2 separate regions of the Homo sapiens genome follow, and region 1 is linked to region 2. The links are chromatin contacts, found by Hi-C or POLR2A ChIA-PET in ENCODE. All regions are on one chromosome and are shown on one strand. Each heading gives the region's core, a stretch centred on a gene start or an enhancer-like site at or near the end of the contact. The rest is flanking DNA. Distances are from core to core; before and after follow the strand shown.

Evidence for each region. Hi-C counts contacts between places; a loop is a spot of excess contacts on that map. ChIA-PET counts read pairs that join two places held with the same protein, here RNA polymerase II (POLR2A). Pooled maps may share reads with other maps.
Region 1: a loop to region 2 is called in a map of dorsolateral prefrontal cortex, with 2.4 times the contacts of the local background. The contact joins the promoter of KMT5B here to the enhancer-like site in region 2. A Hi-C loop is called at or near these places in 9 of 168 maps with a recorded cell type or tissue (B cell, HepG2, ascending aorta and 5 more), 5 of 37 single-sample maps with no recorded cell type and 17 of 50 pooled maps. POLR2A ChIA-PET finds 5 or more read pairs at or near these places in 4 of 52 experiments (A549, H1, HepG2 and 1 more).

What each region holds. Positions count from the first base shown.
Region 1 is chr11:68,211,851-68,214,550 of GRCh38, reverse strand. It overlaps KMT5B (lysine methyltransferase 5B), which reads left to right and starts at 1,255. Exons shown (of 11, transcript NM_017635.5): 1 at 1,255-1,413. RefSeq lists silencers at 274-413, 524-963, 1,549-2,018 and an enhancer at 1-577.
Region 2 is chr11:68,256,209-68,258,908 of GRCh38, reverse strand. No RefSeq gene overlaps it. Among named protein-coding and RNA genes, the nearest start is that of C11orf24, 14 kb to the left of the region's middle. Within about 2 kb of position 1,333, at least 9 of the 41 ENCODE cell types and tissues checked have a DNase peak (open chromatin) inside an H3K27ac peak, as active enhancers do; they include ascending aorta and dorsolateral prefrontal cortex, where a contact is called at or near this core.

The DNA.
Region 1 (2,700 bases), core at 6-2,505, 44 kb after region 2:
GAGCGCGCTCATCGTTCTGTTGTCTGGACTACAAGATCGATGCCCAGGCAAGCTTCGCAGCTCCCCGGCTCGCAGGCGGCCCGGTCCCTCAGGATCTCCCCGCCAGCCCGGGATCCCCGAGGAGGGATCGCACGGCCAGCGCGCAGGGCACACCCGGAGTGGAGCGGAGCACGGCGCGGGGCACATAGTGGGTGCTGGGGGCGGCGGGGCCCGCGGGGGGCCAGGCCAAGGCGCGCCCGCTCTCCTCCTCCCTCGCATGCTCCGCGCAGGAACGCTCAGCCTGCCCACACGGTCTTAGGGTGCATCTGCTGCCAGTGACCCCCATTCCCACAACAAAAACGCTCGTCTGCCCGGGGCCACCTCCCTCGGAGCAACTGGGACGCGCGGCGGGAGGGGGGGGGGTCCCCTTCCCCAGGGCTGCAGTCCGAGAGGCTGGCTCTAGAGCCGTCCCTGGTAGGGGCAGGTGTGCAAAGACCCAGGGCCCGGGACAGCTGCCGCGGTCCCGCGGGGACCGGGACCGGAATGCGGTCGCGTAAGGGCCGCAGGGGACCCTAACGTGGCGCCCGCGGGGCGCGGGCGACGCCGCCTCAGCCGCGATTTAAAGGGCAGCGAGGGCGGAGGGATCCCAGCCGCCTACCGGCCGGCCGCGAATCCCTCCGCCACGAGGGGAGGCGACGGCTCGCTCTGAATCGCCCTTTGTCCCTCCGCCGTCGGGAGCGCCCGGCACAGAACTCGCTCCCCGCGCGTGCCCGCGTCCCGCACAGAGCCCCGTGGAAGCGCCGCGGCGGCTGGGCCTGGCGGGAGGCGCGCGCACACTGTGGCAGCTGCGCCGCACGGTGTCCCTCCGCCGTCGAGGCCGCGGCCTTCTTTTCGTATCCTTCCACCGTGCCCGGGCGGGGTCCAGGCGGCTCACCGGGGGCGGCGACGCGGCGGCGGTGCGGGCGGCAGGGCAGCGGGGCGATGAGGTGAGGACGCCCGGGAACCGGAGGCGGCACCGCGCGGCGCACGGACCTGGGACGCGGAGTCCTGAAGCCGGCGGACGGTTTTCGTACGGGCGGCCGTGCGCGAGGCGAGGTGAGGCCCCGGGTGGCGGGGCGCGGGGGCGGGCGCCGGGGGCGCAGCGAGCCGAGGCCGGGGGCGCGGGGGGCGCGACGGCGGCGGCGGCGGCCGGTTGGGGGCGGGGGGCTCGGACGCTGCGGGGACTCATTTTTCCCGTCAGCGGAGGGAGCGAGCGGTGCTGCGGCCCGCGCCGCCATCTTGGATTTTACTCTCCATTTTTCTCTGGAATTATTTTTGGTGATTAATTTTCTGGGGGGGACTGGGACGCGGGGCCCGGCGGCGCGGCCCCGCATCGCAGCGGCCGGGCAGCGGGGCCTGGGACGCGCCCCGAGGAGGAGCGGGGCGGCGCAGGCGGTGAGTCGGGGGAGGGGCGGGCGCCGGCGAGGGTGTGCGGGGGGCGGCCTCGGTGACGGGGCGGGCAGGGACGTGGGGGACCGCGGGCCCAGGCCGGTCGCAGGGCTCCGGGGCCAGGGCGGGTGGGGCCGGGGCCGGGCGCAAGCGGCCGGGCGCGGGGGGCGGGGCTGCGGCCGGGCCGGTGCGGGGCCGGCGCGGGGCCTGCAGTGGTGGCCGCGGCCGGAAGGGAGCGGTAGCGGCCGCCGGGCAGCGTCGGGGCCGGGCCCGCGGCCGCACGAGGGGAGCAGCCCCGCCGCTCGCGATTGGGGGACTCTGTTTTCCCTTTTCTCCAATGGGCAGCCGTGAACCGTCTCGCCCAATCTGCTCCCACTGCCGCGCTGAACTTTTTGTTTTTGTTTTGGCCCGAGCGCATTTCGGAGCCCTCCCGAGCTCGTCCTGCAGCCCACCCTCCTCCCCGACGGCGCCCCTGGCCGTGGCCCGGCGACCCCGCGGCCGCTGCGTCCCCTTTGTGCTTTATCCGCTCTCCCTGCGTCCCCTGGTGTGTGTCTGTCCTTCCACGTATTCGCGGATGATGTGCACCGTTGTCACCTCCGCCTTGGAAGGAGGAACAATGACAACTCGATGCAACTTGCTGGATTAAGATAGAAACAAGTTGGGTGCTGAGAAATTCAGTCTATTTGGGTTTATTGGACCCGGGTCTGGAACAGTAACTTAACGATTTATTAAGTGGTGGAACTTTCGGAATACTGGGGAGGTGAACATGTGTTCTTTGAAGTTAATTTTTAAGAATTTGCCAAATGAAATTTACCTGGAGTGGGGGGAGTTTTCCTTAGAATAGAGGGCAGGTGAATTAATTTGATTGATTGTGGTTCTTTGTGATGTGGACCTTTTTCGATTTAAACCAGTTTGATATAAAGTGTAGTTGAGGATGGCCATACAGGTCTGAACTTTGCTGTGTAGGATCTTTAGAGGAAGCAGTTGCCAGCTATAACTTTTTTCCTTTAGTCTTTAATATTGAGAACACGCCTATAATATTGATAATTAGTAGTAAAAAGAAGTATTTTCAAAAGAGGAGGAAACCATTTTTACCTGAAATAATTACAGATAATGTGTGCATGTTGAAATACATAAATTGCCGCTTGCTGTAAATACAGATTTATTGTGTATCTGAAGGTTTAGCAATTTGAACCAGAGGTGTGGCCCTGTCCCTCTTGGAGCGCCTTATATTCCCAGGTTAGAGTCCACAAACGCTCTAATCCCGGCTTGTGTGGGAACTCCAGCCCATTT
Region 2 (2,700 bases), core at 84-2,583:
CTCTCCCCCTCCATCCTTGGGGGTCCTATTCCAAACCCCCTGCCATTGTTCTCTCTTGGATGGCGTTCCTCCTGGACCACAGGTGCCTCAAACTCAGCATCCAAGGCCAACCTCAGCATCGGCCCCCAGGAGTGTGTTTGGCCCCAGGGGTCCTCCCTGTACCTAATGGCATCCCCACGTGGGCTAACAGATTTAGAAACCTGTGCTTCCCCCTGAGTCCAACTGGCCATCCTAAAGGTTTCAGTACTCCGGCCGCTTCCCCTGTCCTGACCCCAGCTGCTGCCCGGCCTTGGGCCCACCACCAACTGCCTGCCCACTCTGCTCCCAGACAGCCTGGCTCATCCGTTCTCCACCCTGCGGCAAGGGACCCGTCAAAACACAAATCTAACCACACCCGTCCCTGCCGAAAGCCCCAAGCTCCTCTGCCCAGCACTACAGGCCCAATGCAGCCCCCTGTGGTGAGTCCCAGCCAAACAGAGCTCAAGGCGCCCCCGTCGCAGACCTGTCCAAATCCAGGGGCTCCGGGCTTTCTTCTCCCTGCCTTGGAGGACACGAGACTGCAAGATAAGCCAGGTGCCATCCTGGCCTACACAAAGTCCCATTCAACTCACTTTATCAGGTGCCTAGTGAGCACCTACTGTTTGCCAGCCCAATGGGGATTCAGAGATGACGTGGCCCAGGAGCCCCCGGTGCGGTGGGTGAGACCTGCCTTGTGAGGAACACAATGAAGGTGAGGGGTGGGCTCAGAGAAGGTGCCTCCTCCACCCTGGGGAGCTCAGAGAGCTCAGAGCCCCCCTCAGGCTTTCTGTTCCTGCGGCAGGGGCAGTGGCTCATCCGGGGCCTAGCACAGCACTGACACACAGGAGGTACAAAGTCCCTAACTGATGGGTGAGAGTCCACACAGAAGGTGCCAGAAGGCCAAACAGAAGTGAGAGTCCAATTCGGGGCTTGGCCCCAAAAGGAGCTCTCGTCCCTTCACAGTGAGGAAACCAAGGCACAGAAAGGCCAGGTTGCTTGGCCGAGGTCATCCACCAAGCAAATGGCAGCACAGCATTCACACTGGATCTGTCTGCAAATGTTGGGCGTGGCTCAGGAGCACACGATGGCCACAGGGAGCAGAGGCTCCTCCAAAGCCGTGAGAGCTGAGCATTCACACCGGATCTGTCTGCAAATGTTGGGCGTGGCTGAGCACACCACGGCCGTAGGGAGCAGAGGCTCCTCCAAAGCCTTGAGAGCCCCGGCAGGGCATGGCCTCGAGCTCGACAGGGCATGGCCTCGAGCCAGCCAGTTTCTCTAGGAGCAGGGCCGCATCTCTTGGTAGAGGAAGTCCAAGGGCTCCCCCTGGCGGGCAAGGCTCCCTCCTAGCCTTCTTGTTTTTTGTTTTTTTGAGACAGAGTTTCATTCTTGTTGCCCAGGCTGGAGTGCATCTTGGCTCACTGCAGCCTCTGCCTCCCGGGTTTAAGCGATTCTCAGCCTCCTGAGTAGCTGGCATTATAGGCGCCTGCCACTACGCCCAGCTAAGTTTTTGTATTTTACTAGAGACGGGGTTTCACCATGTTGGCCGGACCGGTCTGGAACTCCTGACCTCAAGGTGATCCTCCTGCCTCGGCCTCCCAAAGTGCTGGGATTACAGGTGTGAGCCACCACGTCCTGCCCCTCCCAGCCTATTTCACCAGCCCTGGTGCTGGCCTTGGCTAGAGACACCATCCCACCCTCCGGCCCCCTGCGCCTACCATTCCATGTTTGCAGGTGGAAACCCCTTAGCCCGCTCCCCTGACAGCAGGGAGTCTTGCCGTTACCCCACACCAGAGAACTCTGGCCCTCTTCGATTGTTCCAGGCCAGGGGGGCTCGGCTTCCACTATGGGATGGATTGTTCTAGGTGGTATTAGGTCATTTGCGCCTGTAACTGTCTCCCACCAGAAGGAATCCACGAGTTCAGGGAGAATGCAATGAACTCACAGGCAGCCCCCCGGGCCTCGGTCCCAAAACCCACCAGCTGGGTCAGTTGGGACAAACCACGACCATACTCAGCCACAATTTCCGTATCTACAGCTTTGCTTCAAGATCCAGCGCAGTGGCTGACACAAGCCGATACTTTTTAGAATATGGACTACGTTCGACTACGTTGAATTCTCTGTGATGGTCTTCCTGCTCCCCGCCCCAGCCCTACTCATCCTCCACACAGCAGCCGGAGGATATTTTAAAAACACAACTCAGCTCCTAATACTCCCCTGCACAGCAATCCCCGATGGCCTCCTGCTGTGAGCAGGAAACAAAATCCAAACATTTGCAGTAAAAACACAGATGAAAAATCAGGGAGATGCGGGATCCAGGCAGAGAGGCCAGCAATGCGGAGCCCCCAGGACAGATCCAAGGCCACAAGTGTGAGGAGAGAAGGGCCCTGGGGAGAGTGAAAGAGACAGGCCGGTCCCAGGGGACAGCGGCGGGGGAGGAGCGGGAGAGCCCAGGAATGCACAGGGAGTCACGTTATCCAGTTCAGAGTTTAAAAGATGACTCTGTTGCTTGAGGCTGAAGTCATAGGCTGTCTGAGGTGTGCTTTAAAATGCTTCCACATCAGGAGAAGGGGGCAAGAGAATCGTGCCACAAGACACATGTGGCTGCCATCCATCCAGCATGGCTGATGGCTTCATGGAAGTGGGGGGTCTGTTTCCCACTCTCTCCATGTTTGTGTGTGTTTA